Regions from separate parts of the Homo sapiens genome. Here all the other regions are linked to region 1. A link is a loop called in an ENCODE intact Hi-C map of the cell type or tissue named here. Cell type or tissue: Caco-2. All regions are shown on one strand. Links, peaks and the distances in the headings refer to the core of each region. The heading gives the core; the rest is flanking DNA.

What was found. Peaks named below come from ENCODE experiments on the same cell type or tissue, not always from the same donor. Only the 100,000 strongest peaks of a DNase experiment are listed, where the experiment ranks them.
Region 2: a loop joins it to region 1, with 4 times the contacts of the local background. A loop is called at or near these places in 3 of 110 quality-filtered maps.
Region 3: a loop joins it to region 1, with 2.8 times the contacts of the local background. A loop is called at or near these places in 2 of 110 quality-filtered maps.

The regions. Positions count from the first base shown.
Region 1 is chr17:57,364,346-57,374,770 of GRCh38, forward strand. The region is part of intron 5 of MSI2 (musashi RNA binding protein 2); the gene reads left to right. Among named protein-coding and RNA genes, the nearest start is that of MSI2, 110 kb to the left of the region's middle. RefSeq lists a silencer at 1-12. In Caco-2, for the core only: no CTCF peak of the experiment used is centred there; DNase peaks (open chromatin) are centred at 2,726, 5,886 and 6,116.
Region 2 is chr17:57,288,075-57,298,499 of GRCh38, forward strand. The region is part of intron 5 of MSI2 (musashi RNA binding protein 2); the gene reads left to right. Among named protein-coding and RNA genes, the nearest start is that of MSI2, 37 kb to the left of the region's middle. RefSeq lists a silencer at 560-735. In Caco-2, for the core only: no CTCF peak of the experiment used is centred there; DNase peaks (open chromatin) are centred at 5,237, 7,227, 7,751 and 8,326.
Region 3 is chr17:57,511,980-57,522,404 of GRCh38, forward strand. The region is part of intron 6 of MSI2 (musashi RNA binding protein 2); the gene reads left to right. It overlaps LOC101927557 (a long non-coding RNA gene), which reads right to left. Exons shown (of 3, transcript NR_110808.1): 3 at 10,269-10,425. Among named protein-coding and RNA genes, the nearest start is that of MSI2-AS1, 91 kb to the right of the region's middle. RefSeq lists an enhancer at 1-229. In Caco-2, for the core only: no CTCF peak of the experiment used is centred there; DNase peaks (open chromatin) are centred at 5,612, 5,662, 6,822 and 7,552.

The DNA of each region.
Region 1 (10,425 bases), core at 1,312-9,311:
CTGGAAATGCGCTTGGCTCCAACACAGCAGGTGGCCGAGGAACTCAATCTGTGGAAGGCATCAGTGCTTTCAGTGCAATCAAAGTTAAGTGCAGAAATTTAATTAAACGGCATCAAGGATGGCAGAAACTTTGTAAAGCTGCAATGCATTGTCAAATTCAACAATTATTTCAAGGAACACAATCCACAGATGGTGTCTAATTGATAAATTAAGGTTCTGCTTCTCTAATGGGCTTGTGTTTAAGCCCGTTTTCCACCCATACAATAACCATCACCTCCAGGATGCCCCCTTTCCCCTCTCCAGCTTGGACATCGCTGCAAGAAGAAAGCAACCCAGCTCCCCCAGATGACATTCGGGAAGCCTAGGGTTGGGTCCTGAATGTTTAGTGGGAAAGACCTCCAGCTCCTTTTCCTGTGATCCCAAGCTCCCTTTTGGGATTGAGTCTTGTCCTAAAAACAGAAACAATAGGATTTCTTCGGGCCTGTGTGTCCTTTTCTGCTCTGCTAACCCGGATGTGTTGCTCAGAGATGGCTGGGTTATTTATTTATTCATTTTTTTTTTCTTTTTCCTTTTTAGCATTGCTGACTTTCTTCCTCCATGGCACAGGATTTTTGCCCAAAACAAAAGTCTCAATTTATTTGTTCTTTAAAAAAATAAAAACCACACTGAACAAAAACCTCTGTTTTTCAGAACTTGCTTCCTGTCTGTTAATAGTAGATACCCAGCTAACTTACTTTTATTTCGTAAGAAAATATTTGCGATCTCCAAACATCCAGTCATGTGCAGAGAAATGTATCCTGTGTTGAGATTTCATTTGAAAGGAAACCTGAAGATCTTGGGTGTTTACCAGAACTTCATTTTGCAGATGAGAAAACTGAGGCACAATGGTTTTTTATATACCTTGCTTTGGGACTAGTTCTGTGAAACATGATGTTTCTAAAGCTGGAGGAGAGGCAGTTGAGCACATCTGGGCTACCTACTTTAAATGGTTATTTCATCCATTCGTTTGTTCTACCAACAAATATGCATTAGGTACCTTAGCTTTTCTAAATGCTAAGGGGAAGTTCAGTGGTGAAGGAAGACACTATTCCTGCCTGCGTGGAGCTCACAGGAAAGTGTGGGGAACAGATACTGCACGGATCCTATGAGTAGCTGTATCAGTACAAGTTGGGATGGGTGTTCTGCAGGCAGGGTAGAGGGTGACCTGGGAGTGTCTACTGGGAGACATTAGGAGGGTTTCTCTGAGAAATGACTTAGCATTAGGAGGGATGGGAGGAGCCTTCTTGGCAGAGGGGATAGTGAGCTCACGGCTCAGTGTACCAGAAGACCCAATAGAAGGCCATGTGGGGGAGGAGATAGTGTGAGAAAGGCTGGCAATGAGCAAACAGAGAATGTTGTCCTGGGAGATGAGCTTCCACATATTGTGCACTTACTGGACAGTATACCTGGTGCTGTTCAGAACCTTATACAGCCCATCTTGTCTAACCCTTACTTTATTCCTAGATGTATCTCAGTATCTTCTACAGATTGTGGCACATAGTAGAGTCTCAGTAAATGAATCTTCCCAATGTTGACTATTTTTTTTGAGACAGAGTCTCGCTCTGTCACCCAGGCTGGATGCAGTGGGTGTGATATCGACTCACTGCAACTTCTGCCTCCCCCGGATCAAGGGAGCCTCCCACCTCAACCTCCCGAATAGCTGGGACCACCGTTGTGTACCATGCCAGGCTATTTTCTTGTATTCTTAGTAGAGACAGGGTCTTGCCGTGTTGCCCAGGCTAGTCTTGAGCTCCTGAGCTCAAGCAGCCCCACCCGTTTCGGCCTCCCAAAGTGCTGGGATTACAAGCATGAGCCACCATGCCCAGCGTTGGCTATTATTATCCCAACTTTTCAGTTGGGGAAGTTGAGGTGGACTGAAGGTAAATCTGCTGGCCCCAGGTCCGAGACCACCGGTGGGGTGGGTTTCTGTGCTGGACAGCATCTGTCTCCCCCAGCCTGGGCCCTTCTCACGCCTCTTCCCTCCCCTGAAGGGATCACACGTTTGAATGACTTGGAGACTTGGAGACACATTCTGTAATTCATAACTCTGACCACATGCTGCTCTTAAATTTCCACCCCGTGAAGGAAAGAAGAAATGAGAGACAACCCCTAACTTTTTATTTTTACACATATAGTAGAGGTGGAGAGGGCCAAGTTTACAACAGAACCTTTGCAAAAGCAGCAGCCAGGGCTCAGGACCTCACTGGGTACCCTTGGCCTTGTCTTTGCTCCCTACGGGTTGTCCTGGAACAGGAAAGCAAAGGGGAGGAGCGAAGAGGTGGGGACAGCCAAGGAACAGATCATATTTACTTATTTGTTTGTTTATTTCTAACGAGTAGCTGTGGGGAATGCCACTGCAGAACCCTTTCTAATTGCCTTTTATTTATTTATTTTTGCCATAGCGTGGGTGGCTTTTGAAATTGCACGTAATTTACGGAGGCGAGGATCCTGTGCCTGGGATACCAGATGATGTGGCTGAATGGCTGTTGGCTGTTTATTTGCTAGTCTGTCGTTACCAACACAGTATTCTTGAGTTCAGAGGCACAACAGTGTTTGATCCCCCTCCTCTCTCCTATCTAAATATATCCAACTAGTCAATCAGACTTGGCAGCCGTCAGGGCTGTGGCTGTCAGATTGAGTTTGCCTTGGCTCCTCTGAACTATTGGCTTGTTTTCCAAGCTCGAAAGTGTATACAAATAGTGATATCTAAATTAGACTTGCAAACACACACCCAGGTAGGGGCCCTGAAGGGGAAGAATGAGGCAGCATTTTGGTATGAAAATGACATTTCCTTCTCCTCCACTATCTGTTGGAGAGCACAGACGAAGCTACACTGAGGGGAATGGCTTCACGCTTGGTGAACAAGATGCGTGGGTGTGTTTTTCTGAATTGTGATTAAAATGTTTTTTTTTCCTTCAAATTTTAAGTTGTATCAGGAGATACAAGTGGAATATTAACTCAGTAGATGGGGGAGGTCTGGAGTGTCTCCCATCTGCTTCCCTTCTGAAGGGATCTCAGCTGAACTGAATGAGGTATATGTTGTGAGCAGTTAATATACGGTTGGTCCTTGTGATGTTGTTGTCTTGGCTGAGGATTCAGGAAGACTCTTGGGCCTTGGAGAGGCCTTTGGTTCCATGGCCTGCCCCATTGGGCCGGAACAGCCCCTTTCCTCAAAGCTGCCTCAGGCTTTTCCTGTAGCTTAGGAACAGCAGACCGAGCTCCTGGGCCCCTCCCTGGAGGCTTATTAAGGGGGATCAGTGGAAAGAAAATCAGAGCATCTTAAATCCCTACCTGCAAGGTACCCTTAATTCTCCAGGGAGAAACCTTTTATAAATAAATGTCATGAGTGCTCATCCCCCGAGTTGAAGCTTATCTGCAGAGATGCTTCACTCCGGGAGAGAGGGTTGGAGTTGCCATTGTGAAGGCCTGTGTGTGTAGAGGTACCATGCTGCCACCAGGCCATCCCTCTTACAGCTGTGTGGCATCCTGGAGGCCTGGGTAGGAGACGGAGGGTGCCGCAAGTTCTCTTCCAGTGATGGGGAGCCACAGGTGGTTTTGTAGGGTTCCTGGGTCTTAGGTGGTTATCAAAAGCATTTCACAGACATATGTAAGATAAAGACCCTGTCCTCAAGCAGCTAAATGAATGAACTAGAACAGTGGTACCCAAATTGTGGTTCGGGACCCCTGGGCATTCCTGATAACCTTTCAAAGAGTCTGTGACGAAGTTTCTTAAATAATAATTTTAAGACTTTGTGTTTTTCATTCTCATCCTTTTATGAATATACAGTAGAATTTTTCATAGGCTACATGACCTCTGTTGACATCATAGTTCTGGTGGCTAATGGAATATGTGTATTTCTGTGTTTAAAAATGTCTCAATTTTGGCTGAGCGTGGTGGCTCATGCACTTTGGGAGGCTCCCAGCACTTTGGGAGGCTGAGGCGGGCGGATTGCTTGGGGTCAGGAGTTTGAGAGCAGCCTGGCCAAAATGGCAAAACACCGTCTCTACTAAAAATACAAAAATTAGCTGGTCATGGTGGTGGGCGCCTGTAATCCCAGCTACTCGGGAGACTGAGGCAGGAGAACCCTTGAACCCAGGAGGCAGAGGTTGTAGTGAGCAGAGATCTCACCACTGTGCTCCCACCTGGGTGACGGAGTGAGACTGTGACTCCAAAAAAACAAAAACAAAAAAGTCTCAATTTTGATTTCTAATATGATAAATATTGAGAGATATAACACACATAATTCTCTTTGGTGGTCCTCATGTTTTAAGAGGGAAAAGGTGTCATGACATCAAAGATTTTCAGAACCGCAGAATTAGAATATCGGCAGATAAGTGGCAAGTTGAAGTTATATGCTAGGTACTAAGGTAGGCAGAGCTCTAGGGGTAGATAACAGGTGCTTGTGAGTGAGCTGGAGAGGAGATTGTCAGGGAAGGCTTTCAAGACAAGTGGTTTTCTTACCTCGGTTTTGAAGGATGAATAGAAGTTTACCAGAGAGACAAGGAAGGAAAAAGCATTCTAGAAGGAAGGAACGGCATGCCTGAAATATCAGTGTGTCAGCTTTTCCTCCCCAGTCTGTGGGGGTCAGAAATAGGGTCACCCTGGCCTCACCATGAGATTTTTTTCTACTGGGAATTTCCAAAATAGGCTGCATCTCAGAGTCATTTGGTGAGGTTTATGGAAATACTGGTGAAGCTAGTTCCCAGGTGTGCTTTGCTCTACTGATGGTTGGTAGCATTGTTTACCTCTGGTGGTGGGAATGACAGGGTGCTGTTTGTACCATTTTCGGTTCTTTTGTTGAGAGTGACGTCACAGTTGTCCTGCAGCAAGCCAGGGTTATGCCACCCTGTCAGCTATGCCAGAATGGCAGCAGGTGTCACTGGACACATACCATTCCTTCTTTACACCATCTATCAACCTACAGTGGGGAAAGGGGCAAGAATACAGCATAATGAGAGGGGCAGCCAGTTGTAGCTCGGGGACCTTGGATTCTAAGCAGCATGACCTTGGGAAGGGTCTTGAGTCTTTGAGCCTGTTTGTCCTCTTAGGAATAAAGCAGGTTGGACAGACCTTACTTAATAGGCATGCTTAAATCTGCCAGGGAAAGGGACCCTCCTGTTGATGAATAATTCATTCTGGTTTTGTTCCTAGAAAGTATTCCATGGGGCACACACTTTCTCAGCTGCTCTTGGTTTTGCAAAGGAAGATACTGACATGTTCAGATTAAGAAATCGTAAAGCTTCTGAACTACTAAGGAAGGGAAAAGAGGGGCCCAGGGCCCACATGTGTGCCAGGTGCTGATCTGAGGGTTTTTTGTGACTCATCTCATTTAATGGTCACGCTGTTCCTGTGAGTAAAAGCTGTCATCCCATTTTATAGATGAAGAAACAGAGGCACAGAGAGGTTACCTTAATTTGCCCAAGGTCACACAGAATCCTGGTGTTCAGGCCTCATGCCTTCTGTTCTTAACTCCATATCCTGTGTCCCTGGGAAAGGAAGGGGCCATAGTCTGGAGTGGTTTCCAGGAGAAAAGAGCCAGAGTAATCTCTGCTCTTCATTTCTTAACAAGAATAGAAGACAGAATAAAGGGCACAGGGATAAAGGATTGTTAACCAGACTGGCAAATCAGTAGACTAATTAAAAATCAAACACCTTAAAACACTGTCGCTGGGTTAATTGTAAACCAACAATGAAACGTTAAAATTTGCCCAGCCCATGAGTTTGAATGATTAACTGAGTGAGTTAATTTCAAGCCATTGGTTTGAGTAGCCGTGAAAGCTGAGGTTAGTGGAAGGGGAATCTGTGTGTTCTTTCCTGCCCAGGCCTGCCCTGGTGCCTAAGGTCTTGTGATTGTTGCTGCTGTTTGCGTTTTTAATCGAAATATCTTAAACATTTAGGCAGAACCTCACAAATGCAGCTAGATTGTGGAAAAGGACAGTGTGAATCAGCAAAGAGTAGGATTACGTATATCTTTCCAAATAGAAGAAATGCCATTCTGTTTTGCAATATCACAGAGTCCTGGTAGCAAGAAAGGGCCCTTTGGAAAGGCCTTTTGCCTTCCAGTGTTTGACCCAAGGCTGCTGTCCCATCTGTGGCCTCTGTTGCTCTCTCATGTTCTTTTCTGCCCAGAGACCAGGTCTGGGGGTGTTATCAGGAGTTAGTCCTAAGACTGGAATGAGACTCCTGGGATTCAATGATGGCCAGTTGACCACAAGATGTTTCTGTTAGGTTTTAAGTTGAGATTCTGCTACGCCTGCTTTGATGGCTAGGTAACACTCCTCAGCACCAGGTGATGGATTTAACCTCTGTGAGCTGTGTTTCTAACCTGACTGGGCCCAGGGATCATGCTGGGAAAGTTATGGACCCTTTACCCAGAGACTTGCGCTACAACACAGCCACATACAGCTTTGCACTGAGGGTCAGGATGCACAGATCCCTGGTGCTCAGACATGAATGGCCTTATTAGAGTGAAGAAACCCTGTGTTGAAGTCACCAAACAGCTGGACTTTAAATGTTAATGTTAATATTTCACTGTGACTTATATAGCATTTTATTTTTTCCAGAGTTCCTTACAAGACAATCTGATTTGATCCGCAGGAGAATCCTGTAAGGTCAATTATATAGTCGCTCTTTTATATATGACGCATGCAGTAGGCTCAGTATCTTCCCTGAGTGTTGCTGTTTTCTTGTTAATTTGCTAAATGGGCTTTTAAAAAGGAGATAAATGTAAATTTCAGCCCCGTAAAATAGATACATCTCAAATGCTCGTGACTCAAATTAATTAATTAAAAAACAGAATAAAACACCACTCCAGCCACAAAACATGGCAAGGTTGTAATGTTTATTCCATTCAGCCAGTTGATGGGGTAAAATTACGAGATTGGTCTGTGATAAAAATGTTTTTAACTCCAACTTAGACGTTTACAGAAAGGAGAGACTTGGGCAGTTTGTTTATTTAGAACATTGATTACTGCTTCTGCCATGTTCCTCCAATCACAAACACTTGGGAAAATTTTGGAAAACTGCAAGAACTAAGTAAAAATCCCCCCAACGCCACTATTTACCATTCAGAGATAACTGCTATGAACATTTCGGTACATTTTTTTCTGTCCTTTTTCATGGCAAAAAAAAAAAAGGGCAAAAAATTATATAGAGACACAGGTATACACACACACACACACACACAAATCATTGGCTAACCTGCCTTTATAACTTTATCATATTTTCCTCATTCACTGTTTTTATGTTGTGGTTTTTATTGTCTATGTGGTGTTGTGACTTACAATTATACTTTATTTGACCAAAGCCTGTTATTGAATAGTTAGCTGGTTAGTGATTTATTATTATTATTATAAGTAACATTGTGGAATATCCTTGTACATAACCCCTTAGCAACATCTCTGATCACTTCCTTAATATGTTTACCTAGAAGTGGAATTTTGGGGTTAAAGGCTATGGATATTTTGAAGGAGATTTTACATATAAATATATATGAAAAATATATAAAGGAGCTTATATATATGAGATATATAATCTCCTTTACAATATCAAAAAATTTGTAATATATATACTTATATATAATCTCTTAAAATTTTTTTTATCTTACATTGGCCCTCCCGATAAGGAGAATGGTACTATTTTCTAACCTCACCAAAAGTTTGAGAGATTAACTTAATTTAAAAAAAATTACTGTTTTTGTAAAAATGATGTGTTTATGGTAAACATTTTTATATGTGCTGAAGGGGAAGGCTTAATTTAAAAAGATTGGGGTTTCTTGGATCAACTTGAATTGCTTATTTTAAACAGCCCTCTTCAGTGTAGTTTGGCAAAGCTCTCTCTTTCGGGTTTATTTGTTTACTTACCTACTTATCTTCAACACACTGACCTACCCACCTGTGTATCTTATTTGGTTAACATTTATCCAAGTTTGAAGATGGAAATAGTTTTCCTCTGAATCAGAACTTTCAGTGTAACTGTTCCAAGAAACCGCCACCACAGATGTGGGAAGAGGGAAGAGAATGAGGAAGATTCCTGCTGTCTTTTTACCGCTTGGGTTTACAAATGTGGCAAATTTGGAAAATGTCAAAAAGTAGGAAAAATAAAATGAAACCTGAGATCTCACCACACAGAAATAATTATAGTCAACATATTGATATGTTTTCTCTTTTTGGAGGAAAAAAGTTACAGATGAACAGAAATTTGAAAACAAGCTGTGCCTATTTTCTGTTTCTTTTATTACACATTTTATTATCAATGAATACTTTCTGCTGTAAAAAATATAAATGATACAGAAACCAATAGTAGTGTTCCCCTTTCTAGAAGAAACTATAAAAGGGTGTACTGTTCATCGCCCCTATTCACGCTTTAAAGGAGATGTCCAGCTCCAGTTGAAAATGAAGTTTTCTTACCTGGCAATCTGGTGTTTCTGAATGTGATTTGAAATCCGCCACCCCAATGAGAATGAGGACAGTTTTGTTTTTTTTTCCTGCCAAGAGGGATCGATCGTATTGATTAATTGACTGCAAAAATAAATTCAGAATTATGAAAATAAAGGGCATCTGGATTTAGAATTACCAAATATGGCTGGGCACAGGGGCTCACGACTGTAATCCCGACACTTTATGAAGCCAAGGCAGGTGGATCACCTTAGGTCAGGAGTTCAAGACCAGCCTGGCCAACATAGTGGTAGAGACATATCTGTCTCTGCCAAAAAATACAAAAATTAGCTGGGCGTGGTGGTGTGTGTCTGTAGTCCCAGCCACTTGGGAGGCTGAGGCACGCTTGAACCCAGGAGACGGAGGTTGCAGTGAGCTGAGATTGCGCCACTGCACTCCAGCCTGTCAAAAAAAAAAAATCACCAAATATTAGGTGTGTTAAGATCCTGGGAGATCAAATTTCACCCTCTCATTTTACAGATAAGAAAACTGAGGCCCAACAAACATTAGTAATTGCCTCACCCCAGGTCAATCAGCCAGTTAGGAACAAAACAGATTTCAGGTTCTAGTTTGTGTCCTTTTTTCTTTTTAAATGAAGATATTGATCTATTTTTTAAAAACAAGAACAAAGGCCGTGTGTTAGTCTAGTTTCAGTTGCAGAGAGCTGAATCCACTCCCATCTGGTTTAAGCAGAAAGGAATTTGTTTGAGGGCATTAAAATGCTTCCAGAAATCATCAGGAGATACACGGAAACCTCTAGGTTGTGCTTTTGGGAACAGCCCTCAGAGCTATGCAGCAGATCTGGGTCTTCAAATACCTACTGTCTCTTCTGTCATCTGGAAGTCCCCACCAAATTGGGAAGATGGTGCTACAGCTGCCAGGTTCAGAACCACAGCCGCACTGTCCCCATCCGAAGGCCTCCATGGCTGCCACTGTCCTGCTGTGATCTCCAGCAAAATAGGTTCTCCATGACTAGTCAGTAGAGACAGAGGATATTGCTGCAGAATAACCTAACACCTCCCTGGCCATGTTGCCAGGGGAAATAGTTAAAGTACAGAATATACTACTTTCCCTTTCATACCTAGCTGCAAGGGAACCTGGAATATTACTCCTTAATTTTCCAGATCCTGCATAACAGAAAGGCTTATGGCGAGGAGGTTGGACTGGATGATGGGGACCGATTTACCATGTCTACTTAGTAAACAGATCAAATGATAAGAAATAGACTTCAGTTCTGTGTTATGGCCATGCAAGGTAGACTGGCAGAGAAGCAAAAAACAAAAACAAAAAAGCAGCCAGACAACTAGAGAATTGTCCAGAATTTAAGACAGACAAAGACAGAAGCTATATGCAGAAACATAGCGTCAATAGGGTGGCAGCACTACATTGTACTGTTTTAGGATATATCATTTGAAGTCCTGTTGCATTTTTGCAACCCTAGGCATAAGTGGTATGTGGTAGTTTATACTTAATGTGACTGAAATTCAATTCAAATCCAATTCCAACTTGAGTATTGAAGTTTCCCTTTCTAGCCCTTGAACTTGTATCCTGATATTTGTCCCTAAAACTTTAACTTCCTCAATATTTTTTTCCTGCCCTTTTCCTGGTTTTATTTACCTTATACTATTGAGGAACCTACATTTTCCCTCAAAATCCAAAATTTAAAAAGATGCTTGACAGGAACAGTGGCTCACGCCTGTAATCCCAGCACTTTGGGAGGCTGAGGCAGGTGGATCACCTGAGGTCAGGAGTTCGAGACCAGCCTGGCCAACATAGTGAAACCCCATCTCTACTAATGATACAAAAAATTAGCTGGGCATGGTGGTGCAGCGCCTGTAATCCCAGCTACTCGGGAGGTTGAGGCAGGAGAATTGCTTGAACCCAGGAGGCAGAGGTTGCAGTAAGTCGAGATTATGCCACTGCACTCCAACCTGGGCGGTAGAGTGAGAC
Region 2 (10,425 bases), core at 902-8,901, 77 kb before region 1:
CCTGTTCTTTGGAGACAGTTCTGGGATTGAATCCTGGCTATGTGACCTGGCCAAGTGACATAACCTCTCTGAGCCTGATGTGTGTCATCTGTAAAATGGGGATAATAAGACTTGTGTGGCAGCTCTGGGAACAGACAGAACTTTCTGTAGAGCACGTAGCACAATTCCTGGCATCTGTTAGGTGCTTAGTCAGTGTTGATTATGCAGCCAGCCTGGACCCAGCTGTTGTCGCTGGGACAGGGAGGAGGTCGTGCAGTTACCGAACCCTACACCATTGATTTTACTGCTTTGGACCGAGAGGCCCGAGTGTGCTGTTTAGCCTTCCAGGCCCTGAAAGGTTAGTTGTACCCTTCTGACTTTCTCTACAGAATCTTCCCCCTAACCTTCCTGGTGTTTGCTAAACTGAGAGTTAGCCTCACAGAGTCCCAGCTTCTCCTGGGTCATCATCCTTTTCTCTGGCCTCTGCCTGAGAGCAGCGTGCACCGGAGACTGAGGGAGGTTGGCTGTAATCAGCACAGACCCTTGGCTCTCAGCTGAGGGTGGATCCCAGTGTCTAGATGATAGATGGTGCAGTTTGGTTTCTAATTCCTGCTTGATTTAGAGAGGTGCTGGGAGTGAGTGGTGTTACAGGGAACGGAGGCTGTGGGAAGGCTGGGAGTGTGAGCGTTTGATTACCTTCTGTGCTCTAGGCCAGGGGTCCACAACTTTGGCACTGTTGACATTTTGAGCCAGATTATTCTTTGTTGCAAGGGTGGAGGTTGGGGAAGTGGGGGTGCATTGGAGTGCATTGTATCTGTAGTAGGATGTTTAGCGGCATCCCCGGCCTCTACCCACTAGATGCCAGTAGCAATCCCTCCCTGGTTGTGACAGCTAGCAATTGCCACGTGTCTCCTGGGGGACACAGTCACCCTTAGATGAGAGTCATTGGTCTAGCACTATAGGTCACTTCTCTATAAGAAGGGGAAATATTTGTATGTTTTCTGAGGTTCTGTTCTGCATGGATTGGAACCTGGACAATGAAATATTCATGAAATTCAAGAGCAGGAAAGTGCCTGGAGAGATCACCTGGTCCAGGCCCCAGCCTCCCGCAGGTGGCTAGCCACATGCCCTGGGTTTGATTTCCACGGCTCCTGCTGGTCTTCCCTTTTGGTTAAGTGAAAGGGCAGGGAGAGGGGACGTTTCCACCCAGGCCAGCATCTCTATAGAGCTTTTTGGAGTGGGAACTTCTTTTAGCAGAATGACTCTGCACTCCTGGGCTCTTGGCAGTCCTGTGTTTGGGCCTCTAGGAGTTTGGTTGCAAGCTCCACGAGTTTGATTTGCTCTCTCATCCCTGGCACACACAAATTTGTCACTCAGAGGGACTGGCTTTTCTGCATGCACTGAATGGATTTTTATTTGAAATGAATTCATTAAAAAAAAAAAGTTTTGCTTGCCAGGACTCTGCCGTCCTCTCTTCCCTTTTATTTCTCTCTGTCGTCTGTAAGACGAGCCTGGAAGGAGCTGTCTGGTGGGATTGGTTGGCCAGGGATTTTTCTAGGCCCTGATTAAAGGTAAATTATCAGATGAAAGTTGGAGGTTGCTGCTGTGCTTGTAAAAAAGTCACTTGTGTGCCATAAAATCCATCACAGCTCCCTTGGTGAGAAGGAGGAGGCCGTGAAACACTCAGTGATGCTACTTCGGCTTCCAGTGATTTGGCTTCCCTCTGCTGCAGGAGTGCTGCCCGGCAGCCCGGTGCACCCTGCTCTTGTGAGAAGCTCGCTGAATCACGTTGGTGGGAAGCTCAGAGACAGAACTGTGTGTTGCCGGCAAGTTGCCATGAAGTAGTTTTAGATGTTGGACTTAGGAGAACCAGATGGCTTTATGGAGTAGAAGCGGAGCCCATGATGTCTTGGTGACTTTTGCCTCTCTTTTGCTTAGAACCAAAGAAGGTGGTTGTCCAGTTGGAGAGGGTGTGGGGAGTCTGGCCTTGGAGAGGCAGTATAGCCCATGGTTGACAGCATGGATGCAGGGACCAGACTGCCCAGCCAGTTATAGAGGTGGGACTGTGGGCTAGTTATTTAATCTCTCTGTGCTTCAGTTTTCTCATCTATAACATGGGGATGAGAGTAATAGTACCTACTCTGGGGTCATCTTGAGGAATTTGTGCAAGAAAAGGGCTGAGCCTATAGCCTGGCCAGGGGTAAGGAAGTCATCCTTAATTATATTATCATTGGTTACACTATTCTTTTTAATTTATTTTAGTTTTTCTTTTTAGAGACAGAGTCTCCCTCTGTTACCTAGGCTGGAGTGCAGTGGTGTGATCATAACTCACTGTACCCTCCAACTGTTGGACTCAAGCAGTCCTCCCACCTCAGCCTCCCAAGTATTGGCACTACAGGCACATGCCACCATGCCCATTTAATTTTTAAAAATTTTTTGTAGAGATGGGGTCTTGTTATGTTGCCCAGGTGGGGGTCTCTAACTCCTAGCCCCGAGTGATCCTCCTGCCTTGGCCTCTCCAAATGTTGGGATTACAAGTGTGAACTACTGTCCCTGGCCTGGTTATATTATTCTATAATAGATGGTTAGCCTGGCTCCTGAGGCTTTAGGAAAGTGCTTCTCAGACTTTACTATGCAGAAAAATCAGGTGAACCCATTCCTGGGCATGCTGAAATCGGTGTCTCAGTCTTGGGGCCCAGGACTCAGTGTTTAATATCTCAGGTGGTGATATTGCAGGGAGCCCGCATATAACCTGGTGGCTCCTTCAATGGCAGTGTTGGTCAGATTCTTAAAGAATGAAGGGCCCCCGTGTCATCACAAGGAGAAGTGTCTTCCACCTTGGATTATCTGGGAAACAGTTCTGCCCACGCTGGGGGGCCTGATTTGGGCCCTGCGTCAGTGTCCTGGGTGTAAACCTCTGCGAGATGCCCCTGGGTGTCAGGTCCTGGCTGCACCCCATCGTTAGGACTGGGGGCAGCAGCAGATGAGGGAAGACTTGTCTCCTCTGGCCCATGGAGTGTCCCTGTTTTTCAGCTCAGCCAGCATCCCATACTCAATTCTGCCGGCGAGAGCTGTGGGCCTGTTTTGCAGGTTGTGTCGTTTCAGCGGGTAACTGGTATGTGTGTGCATGCGTGCAAAAGAAAACATCAAAATGTTTGGGGAGTGTTTTAGGAAAATAGCAAGGAGCAGATTGCCAAGATTCGCTTATATGTTTCTTTTTCTTTCCTTTTCGCTGTGTACATGTGTGATCAGCATCCCGGAGTGTTCTGAAATACAGCTTTGGCTTTCTTACCCCAACTATTCTTCCGTATAGCAGAGAGGATACAATTCACCACCAATAATACCGAGCAATAAATAACCCAGAGAAGATGAATAGCCTTGTGTGGTGGTAAATTAAAGTTGATTTATTGCACATAATATATACAGGTGCTCCTAATGTAATTAAGCAGCGAGGCTTTTAATGTTGCAGAATCTGAAAGAAGACCCAAGAAAATTGGGTCTTAATAAGGCTTATTGAAATAACAGCTAAACATGCTGCTTAGTACCATTAGGGGATGCTGAAAGATGGATCGACTCTGCTGCTTTTTCTTATGTGTGGAGATGACACACCTGACCTGTTGTCAGCAGGTCCCGCACTTGAATTGTTTTCTCTACGGTAGGACTGGATTGTTTTGAGCTGTCAATATACCCTGGCCTTGTCCTGCTTGTGGCCAGAAGTTTAAGTGGCTGCCTATTGAATAGGTTTTTTTTGAGTGAAGGACGGGGGAGCTGGAACTGAAGACCCCACTGTCTACAGCCATACCACCCTGAATGTGCCCGATCTCATCTGAAGACCCCAGCCTCATTCTCCCCCGCCATTCTAACTAACCAGGCCAGGCAGGAGAGGATTTGTTCATGGAGTGAACTCACTGATTGAGCCTTTACCATGGGCAGAGTGCTGTGCTGGAGATTGGGAGTCAGGGATGGAAACAAAAGCTAGACAGTCCCCCTCCTCAGGAGGGCTAGTGGGCGAGACCTGCGTGAAAATGCAGGATCGTAGAGGAGGGGACGCATTCACCGAGAAGGTCCAGTGGATTGGGGGCTAGGGAGACCCTCGGACAGCTGCCTGGGGGAAGGGGCTAGAGAATGGGAGGGGAGGCTGGACTGGTGATTTAGGGGCAAGAGCAGGAAAAGTTCTGCATTCCGCTCAAGAGATAGAGACTTTGCCTGAAGGCAGTCTGGAATCCTGGCGGCTTAGGAGCCAGGGCATCATCACATTGATATTTTAGAGAGAAAATTCTTGGCAGTGTTATAAGTCATGGACTGGGGGAGACCAGGGAGCTAAGAGAACAGGGCCTGGACCAGAGCAGGGGGCAGAGTGAGTATGAAAGGAGGAGGGGTGAGAGGCAAACTCTCCCATGTGCCTTAGACCTGGTGACTCCAGTGGGGTTGGGGTGGCAGGGTACCTGGAGGAAGGGTGGATTTGTGAGCAGCCAGTACTTCCATCAGAACCCCTCGGGGGTGCTTGTTAGAAATGGAGGTTGGTGGGGGGTCCCTCACCTGTGGATCTCCAGTTGCTAAGGTGCCTGGACATCTGTGACTGAAACCAGGTCCCCAAAGGATGCTGAGGCCTGGAAACCTTGGTCTCACCTGGAGATGTGGCTCCACGATGCCCTTGGGAGCGAGCGAGTCATTTCACAAAGTGTTAGGAGGGAAAGGAGCCTTTCTGGGGCCAGCACGGTTGGAAGAGTTCACAGCCTTTCTGTGAGTTGCTTTAGGGGCCTAAGACTTTGGTTGCTGAAGGAAGTATAAATGTACAGTGACCCTCCAAGAGCCTCCCTCTCACAGGTATGCCCCACTTTAAGAAAACCCGCTAGACGAAAACCCTGACTTTTGGAGTAAGATTTGTCAAGGAGAGAGAGTTCTTCCCAGTACCAAAGGTTTCAGAAAAAGACCCGTTTAAGTAGTAAGCTGACCTTCTGAACCAATAAATAAGACAGTGGTTTCTTTCTTTTGTAGAGGTCACCTGTTGTAAATCTGAGAACATTTGAAGAATTTACTGCATTGGCTCATTAAGGTTAAAAAAAAAAAAAGTCAGTCGACTTGGTCAGCATTACCCAGTGCCCATGGTTTTCAGAGCCACCCCTGGGTGAACTGAGAATGGTGTTTGCTCCAGAGCCTGGGGCCACAGGGGAGGCTGGGGAGAGACTCAGGGCCCTACTGTTGGAATGGCCTTCACATGACTTGTCCTGCTTCCGGCTTGGAGTATGAAACCACCAAGAGGTATGTACAGCTCGCATTCCAGCATGGGAGGCGGGGAGGCTCCTGGACCCACGGGGCTGTCAGGTTGAGGCCTGCTCTGAACGCCTGAGCACTGCGATCCTGATGTGGAGAGCTTCCTTCCACCTCCGCCTCCTCCTCACGCTGCAACAGCGCTTGGCTGTACCTTGCCATTACTTGATTATTTGCAGAATTAGAAAAGGCTCAAGTATCTGATCATAATTTTTTCCTGGATATATAGCACATCCTCTGAATATGTAATCAGTGCTTTATTGTTTTTTTGTTTTTTTTTTTGTTTTTTTTTGTTTTTTTTGAGATGGAGTTTTGCTCTTGTTGCCCAGGCTGGAGTGCAATGGCGCAATCTCGGCTCACTGCAACCTCCGCCTCCTGGGTTCAAGCGATTCTCCTGCCTCAGCTTCCCGAGTAGCTGGGGTTACAGGCATGCGCCACCACACCCGGCTAATTTTGTATTTTTAGTAGAGATGGGGTTTCTCCATGTTGGTCAGGCTGGTCTCGAACTCCTGACCTCAGGTGATCTGCCCGCCTCAGCCTCCCAAAATGCTGGAATTACAGGCATGAGCCACTGTGCCCAGCCTGTTTTTTTTTTTTTTTAAAGGAATATGGGCTGTTAGATGTTGTAAATGGATAGGCAATGCATGTTCACTTTTTCTGAGGCTTGTTCAGGGAAACTGAAAAAAGTTCCTCTGTCACCTTGTGTGCATCTCTGTGGTACTGTCTCTCCAGGGTAGTGTGGGATTTAGAGGAGAGGGGCTGGAGGGGACCCTGCAGATGTCCCTATGTTCTGGAGGCGGACTTGTTTATTTTTGACAGAATGAATCTTGGACATGGGAGGATCTGGCTCTGACCAGCCACAAATTGGATATTTGTTTGACCTTTTTATTCCAGTGAGTGGGAAGAGATCCGGTACCTCCTTTATCATAAATCTTGCCTTGTTGTTTGCTCCAGTATAGCACTTCATCTGGGTGCTGTTTGAGCATCTGGCTTTCATTTTTAAGTGCCGGCAGGTGCAGGGGCAGGCATATCTCAGGGGGCCGTGGCAGATGAACGAGATGTGGCAAAAGCTGGCGTGGCACTGTTGGGGGTGAGTTTCACGGGAGAAAAAGGAGTTGAGCTTATTCTTGGGCAACTCTTTGCCTTCCTGCTAATGTTTCCAAGTATACCATGCAAGAATCAACTCCAAGGGGCTAGCTGAAGCTGGGGAAGGTGAAGAAGTGAGTCTGAGTTGTCTAGAACTTGATTGGTAACATCTCAGGGTACTGCCAGCTGCTGGACCAATGTGGTTCTCCTCCTTCCCTGCCTCTCACCCCTTCAAGATGAGTTGTCTTGTCTCTGACCCATCCTACAACAGCCACAAGTCAGTCGATCCTGTGTTTGTGCTCCCGAAGGACTTGGCGACTTGGCTAACAAGGAGACATTTGTTATTTCATTTCCTCATCCATTATTCATGCAGTGAGAGGTAATTAGCATTTAGTAATGTGGTTTCTGGGGTAGGTGAGTTGGGTTCATTCATTGAGCAAACATTTCTTGATCCCCTGCTCTGGGTTGGGTGCAGGCCAGGGGGCTAGGGTTACAGAGATGAGGGAAGGGCCTAGTTTGCCTTTGAGTGTGTGTCTGTTTGGGGAGGCAGGTGATCAGCGGGCGAAGGATGCTAAAGGTGTTTCAGGACCACCGAGCAGAGAGTCGTTTCTGGGGAGAGCCAGGGAAGGCTTCATAGAGGAAGTGGCATTTGGCTTGGGCCTTGAAGAGTGAACAGGAAAGAATTGGGATGGGGGGAATGTGCCCACCCTCCAGTGCAAACTGGGTCCTGGGGTTTAGCTTCTGATGATGGATGGTCATGGTCATGTGTCTTTCTGTGCAGCGCTGCCCACTTCTTTCCCCAAGCCTCTGTCACTCAGGAGAATTAATACGCCTCCTGCCCAGCATCTGGTGGCCCTGCCGCCCTGCTTGCTTAGGGAGATGGCTGACAGTTGGCAAGGAGGGGAGCTAGAAGGGTGCTGGTGAGTCATCAGGCTCCCCATGGCTAAAAAGAGAGCATACTTCAAAGCCCAGAGCATATCAAAGATGGGTTGTGTCACACCCACTGAGCATTTTACACAAATAAGAACTCAGTTTCTGACTCTGCAGCAAAAAGTTGGTCAGTTTTTGGGGGATTATTATTATTATTATTTTTTATACAGGTGCGGTAGGTTGAGAAATATTATTCATGGAAATAGGCTAAGTTGAAATAGGCTCTATCTGTTAAGGAATAGACTTATTAAGGTGGTGGGTGTGCCCTGTGTCTCTCTTCTTTAAACTCCGTTTTTCTTTGTTCTAGCCAATGTTTTATTGCTGATATGAATCACTGAGGGGCTTGGAGGGAGAAAGGAAAGGGTTTCTGTATAAACAGCTGTCTTGCTGATTCAATCTACAAAGTGGATTTTATAGCTAAAGTATTTGTTCTTGCTTTAAAATGCCAAAACAGCACCGTCATTTCCTCAGCGAAAAGAAGGGTCTTTGAGAATATGGGGCTTTCTGCTCCCGTCACAAATCTTTGCTTGGGGGAGAGGAGGAAGGAATTCCATAGAACTTTTCTTTGAACTGGTCTTTCTAAAAGAATCTCATGCTCAGAGGAGAAGAATTTTCTTTACAAAGTTTGAGTTACCAGTTCACGCAGCCTTCCTTTTTTTTTTTTTTTTTTTTTTTTTTTTTTTTTTGCCTTACTACATGTTCTGGTTTAAAAAACAATAATAATCCTCTCTGGTCATCACAGCTGACTACCTGCTTAATGTTTGCATATAGATATTTCATTTTCTTTTTTTATGCAAGATTTCATCGTTGCATTATCTGAGATAGTTGGTTGCCCTGAGATTATTAATAAATTGAGACAGTTAATGGTGTGTGACTCAGAACATACATTTAAAAACAAGTTGGAATAGAAATAGGTCTTTTACAAAATTAATTTTTTGTTAGGCTCCTCTCTTGAGCCTTTTTGTTTGAAGCCGGCTGGCTTTGTAGTGTTCATATATGGCCGACTGCAATTAACATAAATTACTTTTAAATACCAGTTAGTTGCTGTGGAGAGAGGCCAGGGTGGTGGCTGCTTATGGAAGGTTAAGAGGCTTGGTCATTGTCTGGGTTTTTATCTCACTGTGGATCAAATTCTGTTCCCTTTGGAGGCCAGAAGATCGTGTCAAAGATTGCTTTCTTTGACGATAGGGAGAAGGATTAAGTCTTTGCCCAGAGTACCAGTACTTACCAAGGAAGAATAAATAATCATAAAATGTTTACATATTTAAAAACAAATAATATTAAAATGCAACATGTATCCTGGATTGGATCCTTGAACAGAAAAAAGACATCAGTAAAAAAATTGATGAAATCCAAATAAAACATGTAGTTTAGTTAATAGTATTGAATATTGAATCAGTGTTAATTTCTTAGTTTGATCAATGCATCGTGGTTATGTAAGAGATGAACATTAGGAAAAGCTGAATGAGGGGTATGGGGAACTCTAAGCTATTTTTGCATTTCTTCTGTCATTCAAAAATTATTTTGAAATATTAAGGCTTTTTTGTTTTTTGAGATGGAGTCTCACTCTGTCGCCCAGGCTGGAGTGCAGTGGCGCGATCTCTGCTCACTGCAAGCTCTGCCTCCTGGGTTTACGCCATTCTCCTGCCTCAGCCTCCTGGGTAGCTGGGACTACAGGCCCGCGCCACCACACCTGGCTAATTTTTGTATTTTTAGTAGAGATGGGGTTTCACCATCTTGGCCAGGCTGGTCTTGAACTCCTGACCTTGTGATCCACCCGCCTTGGCCTCCCAAAGTGCTAGGATTACAGGTGTGAGCCACCACCATGCTGGGCCCAGTTTTTTTTTGTTTTTTTTTTTTTTAAGTATATTTGTAATATTGCTTTTGGCTTGGTTGAGATTATACAGGCACACCTTGGAGATATTGCAGATTCAGTTCCAGACCATTGCAATAAAGTGAATATTGCAGTAAAGCTAGTCAGATGATTTTTTGTGTGTCTTAGTGCATATAAATGTTATGTTTACACTATACTGTAGTCAATATTAAGTGTGCAATACATTATGCCTAAAAAACAATGTGCATGCCTCAATTAAAAAATACATTTGATAAAAAAAAATTGACAAAAATCTGAGCCTTTAGCAAGTCATAGTCTTTTTGCTGGTGGAGGGTCTTGCCTCAATGTTGATGGCTGCTGACTGATCAGGGTGGTGGTTGCAGAAGGTTGGGGTGGTTGTGGCAATTTCTTTAAAATAAGACAATGATGAAGTTTGCTACATTGATTGACTCTTCCTTTCACGAAATATTTCTCTGTAGCATGCAATGCTGTTTGATAGCATTTTACCCACAGTAGAACTTCTTTCAAGATTGCAGTCAGTCCTCTCAAACCCTGCAGCTGCTTTTTCACCTACTTTTAGGTAATATTATTAATCCTTTGTTACCTTCCCAACAACGTGCACATCTTCACCAGGAGTAGATTCCGTCTGAAGAAATTACTTTCTTTGCTCATCCATAAGAAGCAACTCCTCATCATTCAAGTTTTATCATGAGATTGCCGCAATTCAGTCACATCTTAGGCTCTGCTTACAGTTCCCTTGCTCTTTCCACCACATCTGCAGTTATTTCCTGCACTGAAATCTTGAACCCCTCAAAATCATGCATGAGGGTTGGAATAAACTTCTTTTAAACTTCTGTTAATGCTGATTTTTTTTTTTTTTTACTTTCTCCATAAGTCACAAATTTTTTAATGGCATCTAGAGTGGTGAATGCTTTCCAGAAGGGCTTCCTTTCACTATGTCCAGATTTATCAGAGGAATCACTCACTATCCATGACAGGCATAGCCTTACAAAATATGTTTCTTAAATTAATTGAAATTACCCCTGATCCACGGTTGCAGAATGGATGTTGGTTAGAAGGCATGAAGACAACATTAATCTTCTTGTATACCTCCATCAGAGCTCTTGGGTGACCAGGTATGTTGTCAGTGAGCTGTAATGTTTTGAAAGGAATCTTTTTTTCTCAGCAGTAGGTCTCAACAGTGGGCTTAAAATATTCAGTAAACCATGCTATAAAGAGATGTGCTGTCAGCCAGGTGTGGTGGCTTGCACCTGTAATCCCAGCACTTTGCGAGGCCAAGGTGGGAGTTTGAGACCAGCCTGGCC
Region 3 (10,425 bases), core at 1,201-9,200, 150 kb after region 1:
GCTTAGAAACCACCTCCTGCCATTTTTGTGATGAACCGTCTCCCCCAGCTAAGTTAGTGTCATTTTTACCCTGAGTATTCAGAGCCCTTGAGTGCATGAATGAATGACTAAAAACTGGGCCTTGACAGAGTGCCTGTATGTGCGCTGCATGGGGCCTGCACAGCCTAGAGCACTTATCACGTATCCTGCACTGATGGCGCCTCTGTCCCCATGAACTCAAGGACAGGAATCAAGTCTTCCTCATTTAAAAAGTCTTTGGGCCTAATATGGTAAATATGAGTTGATTAATTTTTTTTTTCAAATGAATGAATGGATTCTAAAGGTAGCACCACTGCCTCTGACAAACTTCTTTTTAAGTTAAGGGCTGCCCATTTGCTGAACAGAAGGAGCTCATTCAGCCCAGTTGTTAGGGCATTAAGTGGGCTTAGGGTAATAGCTCTGAAGCTGCTGTCACCTGTTGCCATCTGGCCAGAGTAGCCTCCTCAGGTAAGGGCTGAATCTCTTTGCTATGCAGGATGACACAGGGGGTCCTCACTGGAATAGAGGTTGGCCTCAGTGAGTTAATTTCCTCGTTGAACAGAACTCAGAGGCCGCAGAGTCTTAGTTAAGACTTGGCTGTAAATCACAGAAACCATCTCATGTCGGCACAAGCCTGTCTGTCCCTCTCTGTTGCCTGGTTTTCCATGCTTCTGCAGCCTTGTGGCAGGACACGGCTGCCTCCCATGTGGGCAGCATGGGCTGGACAGATAGATGTTAGAGAAAGTGGCCATTGTGTCTCATCCTGGGTACTCCTTGCTCAGGTGAAGCCAGCCTTGCCACTAATTTTAACTTCACTTAGCATCAACATCCTAACTGTAGAAAGAGGGAGGTCCTCAGACATGAACAATACTAGATCTTCTGACCAGCTCGCTGAGGATGTAATAATAATGGATGGCAGCTGTTTAGTTCTTCTTATGTGCCAGAATATTGCACATGAATTAGCTTCTTCCTTTTTTTTTTTTTTTTTCCTTCTGAGACAGAGTCTCACTCTGTCTCCCAGGCTGGAGTGAAGTGGCATGATCTTGGCTTACTGCAACCTCCACCTCCCGGGTTCAAGCGATTCTCCTACCTAAGCCTCCTGAGTAGCCGGAATTACAGGTGCCCGCCACCACTGCTGGCTAATTTTTGTATTTTTAGTAGAGATGGGGTTTCACCGTGTTGGTTAGGCTGGTCTCAAACTCCTGACCTCTGGTGATCCACCCACCTCAGCCTCCCAAAGTGCTGGGATTACAGGCATGAGCCACCACGCTCGGCTGAATTAGCATCTCTTAATGCTCATAACAGCACTATGAGATAGGTACCAACTTGAAGTGAAGTAACAGAGGCACAGAAAGGTTGAGTAATCTGCCCAATGTCACACAGCTAATAAATACTAGAGCCAGCATCCAAGCCCAGGGAGTCTAGCTCTAGAGTTTCTGGCCTCTCCCATTAGTCTGTACTGGTGAGCTGGGACCTGGGTCTAGGTGCCCTAGCAGGCACTGTTTGTGGACACATGGGTCATTGGCAGAAGAACTGCAATGCCTTTTATAAATCTAGAATTCGACAGTGTCACCAAGCAGATGGGATTCTGCAAAAGACAGGACTATATGCCCATGACCACATTTGCCATCATTTGATTTTAAATTGACAGCAGTTAGGGCGGAGGGGCTCCTTCACTGCAGTCCCTCAGGGAGCCTCACCCCCCTCCCGGGCTCTCAAACCCTCTGGCCAGCTCCTTGTGCTTCTCCTGTGGTGATGAAGGGCAGTTTCTTGAGTGCCACATAGTTCCTGAGATCTACAGAGACATCTTGACCTTGGAAATTCCTATCGTTCTTAGAAAATCCCTAGTTCTGGAGCTAAAGTAGGAAAAATTATAGAGCTGAGTAGTTGAGGAGCAGTTTAATTAAAAACGACAAAAAAAGAAATGTAAATGAATTAGGCAAAAATCTTCATGGGGCATCATTATTGGTAGAGGAGGACCCTGAGAGGAGATTAAGATTTCCTTTTATTTATTTTTAAGTTCCATTGTAATTGAACCCTTAGGCTTGAGAGGGTAAGGATTCCTCACACAGTCTGATTTCAACAAGAATTTGTCTTTGTTAATTTATATAGGGAAGTGTAGTAAATCTACCAGGAACAGGACGTTGGCCCCTGTACTATTTCAAGGGGGTCTTGAGAGTAATAGCGCCTGACAGTTTTCCAGCAGCTAAGGGATTTTTTTTTCTGCTTCAGAAAGCAAAATGTTGTATGAGTTGTGCAAAATGTAGAAATGATTTGAAGAATTAGGGTGCAGCAAATAGTACAGTTTTCAGCAAAGCACTGAAGACTTCATCAAGTTATAAAGTTAGCAAGTGGAGGGAAGACAGGGGTGGACCAGTGGGGTACAGCACAGGTGTGCTGTGGGCCTGTCATTCTTGTTTAATTTCCTTTTTCCCTGGTCCCAATTTGAATTGCCAAAATATGTTAGATTGCAGTGCATTATTTCATTTGCCTGCTTTGTAATTCCTCTTTACCTCAAACAGATGAAAACATGGCACTAAAGCAAATTGACAGCTCTTGAAATGAGAAAGATCTTTATCCTTCAGAGTGTTGATGTAGAAATAAATGAAAGAAAAACATACTTGTTGGGTCTTGAAGCAGCTTGAATTGATACTTTTTTTTTTTTTTTTTTTTTTAAGGGAAGATATGGGTTTTTCCCTCTCCGTTCTTTTTTCCCCCTTAGGGTGTTGTGTGGCTCAGGGATTAAGTAGGAGGGTTGGTTATTCTGTCAATACTCATTTACAAAGATCTGAGTCATGATTTGGGTGTAAGGAGTAGACCAAAAATTTCCAACCTCTCAGGGTCAACAGAAGGAATGCCGAGTCCTCAAGTTGACTTCCTTACCTCAAAAAATCTATCAGGCACCATGGGTACCCCACCCCAAACCACATATGGGCCAACTGAAATGTCAGGCCTGCTTGCCTTACACAGAGCACCCCGACACACCCCATCCCAGCCACTTCACGCTGCCAAAAAGCTCCAGTGATGATCAGGATGAATATTGATAAATGATTTTCCATACTTCAAAAGTAAGTAGTTTGGTGTATGAAAGATCTCAAAACATTTAAGGTCTGTGTTTCAAAAATTAAATGAAAGACAGGCCTAATGGCTCAAAATAGAAAGATTGGAAACCACTGGGTTTGATGCTCTTTTTTATCTGAGTCTATTTTGTTTTGTTTTGTTTTGAGACGGAGTCTCGCTCTGTTGCCCAGACTGGAGTGCAATGGCATGATCTCGGCTCGCCGCAACCTCCGCCTCCCGGGTTTAAGCAATTCTCCTGCCTCAACATCCCGAGTAGCTGGGATTACAGGCGCCTGTCACCATGCTGGGCTAATTTTTGTATTTTTTAGTGGAGATGGAGTTTTGCCATGTTGGCCAGGCTGGTCGTGAACTCCTGACCTCAGGTGATCCATTTGCCTCGGCCTCCCAAAGTGCTGGGATTACAGGTGTGAGCCACTGCACCTGGCCTTATCTGAATTCTTTTCTTTATCCTCCAAAATCTTCCTGAAACTCAACAGTACGCACTTATTGGACGCTTATTTTTGTATTAATCCCTCTAGTGGGCGCTAGGTAGGGAATGCAGAGCTGTATATGAAATTTCCTGAGGACTAGGGAGAGGAAGCGATGGGGGAGTGTGGACCACCAATTCATGTATTCATGTGACAGAATAAGATTTCAGAGTTGTGTATGCCAGCGCCAAATACAAGAAACAGATAAGGGATAGATATTTCTACTGTATGCCTACCTTATTTATGCCTACTTTATCCAAATCAACAGAAATGAGGGCATAGTTGTTTGTATTATAAACAGATCTGCCATGGGGTTTCTTGAAATCATGAGCCCCCTTGTGGTTTCTTTTTATTATTATTATACATTTTTATTTTAAAATAGTGTAGGACTCACAAGAAGTTGTAAAAATAGGACAAAGAGCTCTTGTGAACCCTTCATCCAGCTTCCCACAATGATAGTACTCCCATAACCACAGTACTTTGTTAAAGCCAGGAAACCAGTGTTGGTACCTTATCAGTTTTCATGTGTATTTGTGTGTAATTCTTTAAAATTGTACTACCTGGAGATTTGAGTAACTATCACTACAATCAGGATATATAATAGAACTGTTCCATCACCCCAACAAACTCCTTGTGTTTCTCCTTAATAGTTACACCCTGGCCCCACTCCTAACTCCTGGCAACCACTGATCTGTTCCTCATCACAATAATGTTGTCGTTTTGAGAATGTCACAGAAATGGAGTCATACAGTATGTAATACAGCCTTGATACTGACTTTTTCACTTGGTATGATCCCTCTGGTCAGTTGTGCACCAGTTGTGTACCAGCTGTATTCCATTGTAGGAATGGAATGGAATGGTTTGTTTGTCCATTCCCCCTGTGTTTCCAAAAGATGGTTTATTTGCATGCGACCCATTGCATCACAGTACATCAAGCCGGGTACACTTACAAAGTTAAACCTCACTCATCCGTACTGATTTCACAACTTTGTAGTTATCAATACAAAGTCTGTTATCCCATTATGCAGTCCTCATCCAACAGATATTTGTTGAGCATCTGTGCATGCCGGGGCTGGAATGCATTCTGGTAATAGCATAGGGTAGTCATTTGCCACAGGCCAAATGCTTTCCTGCGTGTTGTATCAATAGTTTCTACTTTTCAATGCTGGGGTGAAGGTTAACAGTGATCACGTGTTCCTTTTACACACAAGGAAGCTGAGCTGCTTTGGAAAGCCATGCCCAAGATCATGCGTAAGTGGAAATGGAGTGGGATTTGAACCCAGGATGTGTGATGGCATGCCAAGTTTCTTTTATTCTGTAACTGTGGCTTCAACTGTACCCGCTGAATTGCTTACAGCCAGTTTGCTCCTCTAGAAAATGAGTGGACTGGACTCATATCCTTTTTATCCTCTCTGCCTTGAAGAGTTTATGATCCTCCCTGAACAAGAAGTAACTTTGCCCAGTGACTGCATCTCTCAGCCTGTTGCTGCACTTGAAGTTTGTTCTCAGCAGCATTTTCTTAGCCATTATTTGAAGACAGTTTCGGAATTCAAAAGTAGCAAATTAGAATTCCTCTAAAAACAGTCGGTAGTTCAGACCTTCCCTCATTTTGCTAATTTTTGACAGGGTCTTTGGGTCAGGACCAGGACTGGGAAACCCATGGGACTCTAGGGATGACTTTAGGGATAAGGGGATTGGGGAGATTGGCTGCCAGGCAGCCCAAAGGGGAAGGAGCAGGAACTTCCTTGGATGTCATCAAAGCCCCATGAAGAAACTCTGGGGCTGAGTGGTGCTGAGTGCGCTGATTCGGGTGCCTGATGCTATACAGTTCGCAGAATTCTGCCTTGTGCCAGAATTGCTGGGGATCAGAGGAGGCTGCTATTTCAGGCATCTAAGTGCTACTGCTGCTGAATTCAGGCCTGAGCAGCTTGTCCGAGAGGGCGGGGCAGAGATGCTCCTCCAAGCTTTTGAAGCTCCACGAAGGGTTCAAAGGAGTCTTGGAGAAGGGATTCCTGTACTGGGCGGGAAGTGGAAAGGTGACCTTTGGGTCACTTCTAACTCCTGAGTCTGTGATTCTGAGGCAAATGGAACTTCCTCTCTCCCTCGGTTACCAACATGCACTCCAAGATCTGGCTGAGTTCATTGGAATCAAAGGCTGGTACCTTCAAAGGGCTGGTGGAGAGAAAAGGGCCTGGGGCTTGGGAAACCTGCAGCTACTCCGTGACCTCTGGCTTATCCCCTTGCCCCTCCTCTGTTGTGGCCAAGAAAAGTGGTGGGGCTCTGGGACCCAACAGACCAGAGTCCACCTCCCATCAGAGTGGCAGAAAGAGATGGTGGGGGATGGGGAGGCACCGTAGTACAGGGGTGTCAGAGAGCCCAAAGGTCATTCTAAACACACATTTTTTCATCTGTGCTCTGCAACCAACTCTGCGTGTTTGTCAGACAAAAGAGCTTTAATAAATATTAGTTTAATGAATAAATGTGTCACCTTGGCAGAGCTCTCCCTCTCCCTCAGTCTTCTTTTTTCATCAGCCAGTCTTAAAGAGAGCAGGGTGGAAGATGTCTGAAGCCCTGTCCTGAAAGCTGATGCCCTCAGAAGTTCCCTGCACTGGGGCCCCTGGCCTTTCTGAAATGTAGGCAAGCCCTTCATCCCATTATCAAGCCATGTTATTTACCCTCCCTGTTTTCCAGACAGAAAGAAGGTGCAGATGGCCCATGGGATTAAAATTGGGATTGGAACCAAGATTTTCCAAGCCTACAAAACTCCTTTCTCCTCTCCCCCTCCCCTCCCCAGGCGTATGGCTGCAGCTACGCTTGTCACCATCCGAGACTGCATTGGCCACAGGAGATGTGGATGATTTTTCCATTTGTCCTGATGTTTATTTCATGCCCATCAATATCAGCCCGTATTAGGACAGATGAGGTGGCTATTTACAGGCTGTGCATTTTCACACTTGGTAATTATAAACCCTTCCCTGGTTCGGTCAGAGTCGTGGAGATCCATTTTGGCAATTAGCAGTTTAGTATTTGTTTAATGGGAATGTGAGAGAGTGTTCCGGCACATCAGTGCTCCCCTAAATGATTTGCCTCTCTCCTCTGGAGCTGGCAGGCTTGGGCCTTTTTCATGGTAGGTGAGGCCTGATGGGGAGAGGCTGGAGAGGGGGAGAAGGGAGCATTCAGCAGTTCAGCAGCCTGCCTGCCACTCCCCTCCCCCAGCACATGCACGCACGCACTCACAATCAGTGCTGAACACGGGCCTGGATTTCCAGAGCACAGCAGCCGCCACTTGAAGGAGCCTCACACGAGAGGCCGTTAGGCCAGATGCCATTTCCATGTGACAGCTGTCAAGCCTGCCGGATCCAACTGCTGCTCCTCAAACAGCTCTCTCTCTCAGTGTCTCTCTCCCCTTCCCTCATCGCCTCCTCTCTACACCCCATCTCAGATATCCCCAGTGACAGCCTGCTGCCCCACTCTCCAGGGTGGTGCTTGGGCCCACGGCTTTGCAAGCTCAGCCAGAATGGAGCTCCCACCCAGTCCTACCTCTCACCGGGAGACTCTGCCTTCCCTGGCTTAGTCTTGAGATAGGGCCTCCTGGGACTGCTCCCCCAAGGGCACACTGGTTCTGTTAGTGGCCTTCCCTTGGCATAGTCCATTCACAATAAGAAAACCCACAGCATTGGGTGTGGCTCCCGGCTTAACTGCATGGACCATGTATGGGTGTGTGCATGCAGGCGAGGGGATTGCCAGGATGGGGCAGTGAATTGAGCCAGTGTCTGTTATGATGAGCATTTTCTGTGTGGTAGGCGCTCACTGGCTACCACATGAGCCTTCCTAACAACTCCAGGAAGCAAGACACACTGAGTATCCTTAGAGTCACTGCACGGGGCGGGGAGACTCGCATGGCTGAGCCTGGACTGCGTTCCAGAGCCCTCTGGCAGTTCCAGCTCTGCTAGAGGCTTGCTCCATGACTATGGAGGAGCCCGGTGATCTCGAGCTTTTGGAATTCACTTATCTAAAAGGAAGAGACCCAATATCCTCCTCTTTCCTTTACCTTTCCAATCATTCCTCCTCTCCCGAGCCTACCGGGGCAATATACCTCCATTTCCTTGAGGTTACCTAATCACCTCTATTCACTTTTTGGTAGAGTTTTAAAGCAGTGTTTGTTGGTTCATCCAGCAGACAGGGGCACTGCACAAAGCTCTTAGGGATTCAAAAAACAGAACACAAGTAAGGGAGAACAGAAGACTTAGGGACTCATCTGATTTTAACTACTGGCTCCACCATTTACTTACCTGTGTGATCCTAGGCAAGTCACTTACTGTCGGTGAACCACAATTTCCTCACCTGTAAAATGGGTGTATGATGCCACGTGTGTGGGCACGTGCCTGTAATCCCAAGCTACTCAGGAGGCTGAGTCGGGAGGATCGCTGGAGCCCAGGAGTTTGATACCAGCCTGGGCAGACAAATCGAGACCCCATCCCTACAAAAAATAAAAAATAAAAATTTTTAAATTTTAAAAAGAGAAAAAAAATGGGTGCCTGAAATGGGTATGATAGTATCTACCTCCAAGCTATTGCAGTAATTAAATGAGCTTTGCAAATTGCCTATTACGCTCCAGTAAATGGTAGTTATTATAACAATCATTATTTCAGGAGGATAGACATTTTATAACTTAGAGTCTGATACAGACTTGTGGAATCAGAATCTCTGAGCAGGAGGTTTTGCCTTAGGTAGATAAAATGTCTACGTCTCCAGGATTAAGTTGTCTGAAGACCCCACATCTTTCAGTTCCCATGGGCAGGTGTCCCTTTGTTGAATTCATAACTGCTATCTGATAAACATTGTGCGTTTTTTCTTGTAAGCTAAATGGGAAAATAGAATGATCCCACAAGAATAAAAGAAGTAAATGTAGGAAAAAATTAAGGGCTGTAAAGGTCTTGCTAATGGGGACAAAATACTCTGGCCATTGTAAGGTGTGGGAGCCTTCTGTGAAGAGTTCGAGAAATGTTCTTAATGCCACTGAACTGTAGACCCCAAAAATGGTTAAAATGATAAATTTTATTTTATATATTTTTTGCCACAATTAAGAACAATTTTTTTCATTTAGGAGATATTTTATTTTATTTTTGAGGCAGTCTTGCTCTGTCGCCCAGGCTGGAGTGCAGTACCATGATCTCAGCTCACTGCAGCCTCCGCCTCCTGGGTTCAAGCAATTCTCCTGCCTCAGCCTCCAGAGTAGCTGGGATTACAGTTGTGCACCACGACACCCAACTAAATTTTTTTTTTTTCTTGTATTTTTAGTAGAGATGGAGTTTCACCATGTTAGCCAGGCTGGTCTTGAACTCGGGACCTCAAGTGATCTGCCCACCTCGGCCTCCCAAAGTGCTGGAATTACAGACGTGAGCCACTGCCCCCAGCCCTAGTTGAGGAGAAATTATGTAGACTTTTTCTCTTGTTAGTCAGTAAAGGCCTGGGTTCAAATTAAAATAAACAGGCTTTCAGATGGATGCAAACTAGCATTTTTTGACATTTGGAATGAAGGAAAAACGTGCCTGGCAGCAGCAGCTGGGATAGAAACTCCAAGCGCACCTTCATCACTGCAGTCTTCCAGGGGTAAACACACAGGGACAGAAAGGCTGGCTGTAGCAGGAGGAGGCCAAGAACCTGAGATGGGCAGGAAGGCAGCGGCTGGCAGGCTGAGGCTTGGACTCAAAAGCCCAGCATCTGAACCCCAGGCCCAGCCCCTGCCGGCTCTAGGACAAACCAGTAGGAAAACTGAGTCTCAGAGAATTTGTAATACTCCCTTTCTCGTGGGGTTATTGTGACCACGAAAGTAGTAATAATACCTGTGAAAATATTGGTGGTGATGGGAAAAAAAACAATGGTTTTGTTAGGTTTTCTTAAAGCCCTCTGTTCATTTTTGGCTCTTCCGAGCTGCTTCTCATATAGAACTTTGGCTTTCTTGTACTAAGACTGAGTTAAGCTTAAGGAGAGCCCTAAGAAAGTAGGATGAGGCAAGGAGTGCCTGCTCCTGACTTCTGGCAGGGAATGAACTTCTAATCTTTAGGCAGCAGAAGGCCCATTAATACTCATTTACTTAGGGCCTGTCTACACACACATATGCTGTGTTACGGCTCAACTCAGCTCTATTTAGCCATTTAGAACGGTGGGTCTCGGCCTTGGCTGTACCCTGGATCACTGGGGAGCTTTAAAAAATCCTCTTTCGGGCTGCCCACTCCAGAGTACTGATTTAATAGGTTGGGGTGTGGCCTTGGTGAGCAGTCACGGCTGAAAAATCACTGATGTAGATTTCAGAATGAACCAATGGGATTTTCCAGTCTGCTCCTTCTTCTCCGTCCTTCCTCTTTGGAGAATGGTTAAAGACAGACCAACCCCACCCTTTTCAAGGCCAGAGCACACGGAAAAGTCTTATTTCAATAAACTACACATTATTCCTGAGCTTTACGGAAGGAACCGATTTGGGTTTTGCCTAAGCTGGCAGGGAGAGAGGTGGAGACAGTGCCTTCCCATGTTCTGCGTAATCCTGGACCCAGGCAGCGGCTGTCTCCACCACAGGCCCCAGGCACCTGTGGCCTGGGCAGTCCTGCCACCTCAGCCGAGTCTCACTCTTGTGGCCTTAGCTCCTTGAGTTTACAGAGCATAATGCCTGTTAAGCCTGACACACTATAGTATCATGGTATTGCATTTGAGGGTGTTTATTTATACTAACACTTGGAGCGTTTGAGTGGGAGCAGGAAGAGAAATTCAAGGGCATTTGTTCTGGGGGAGTTTGGAGAGCTGGGTTTCTTCTCTTCCCTTTCCCCTCCCTCCTTGCATTTGACCAGATAATTTAAGGATC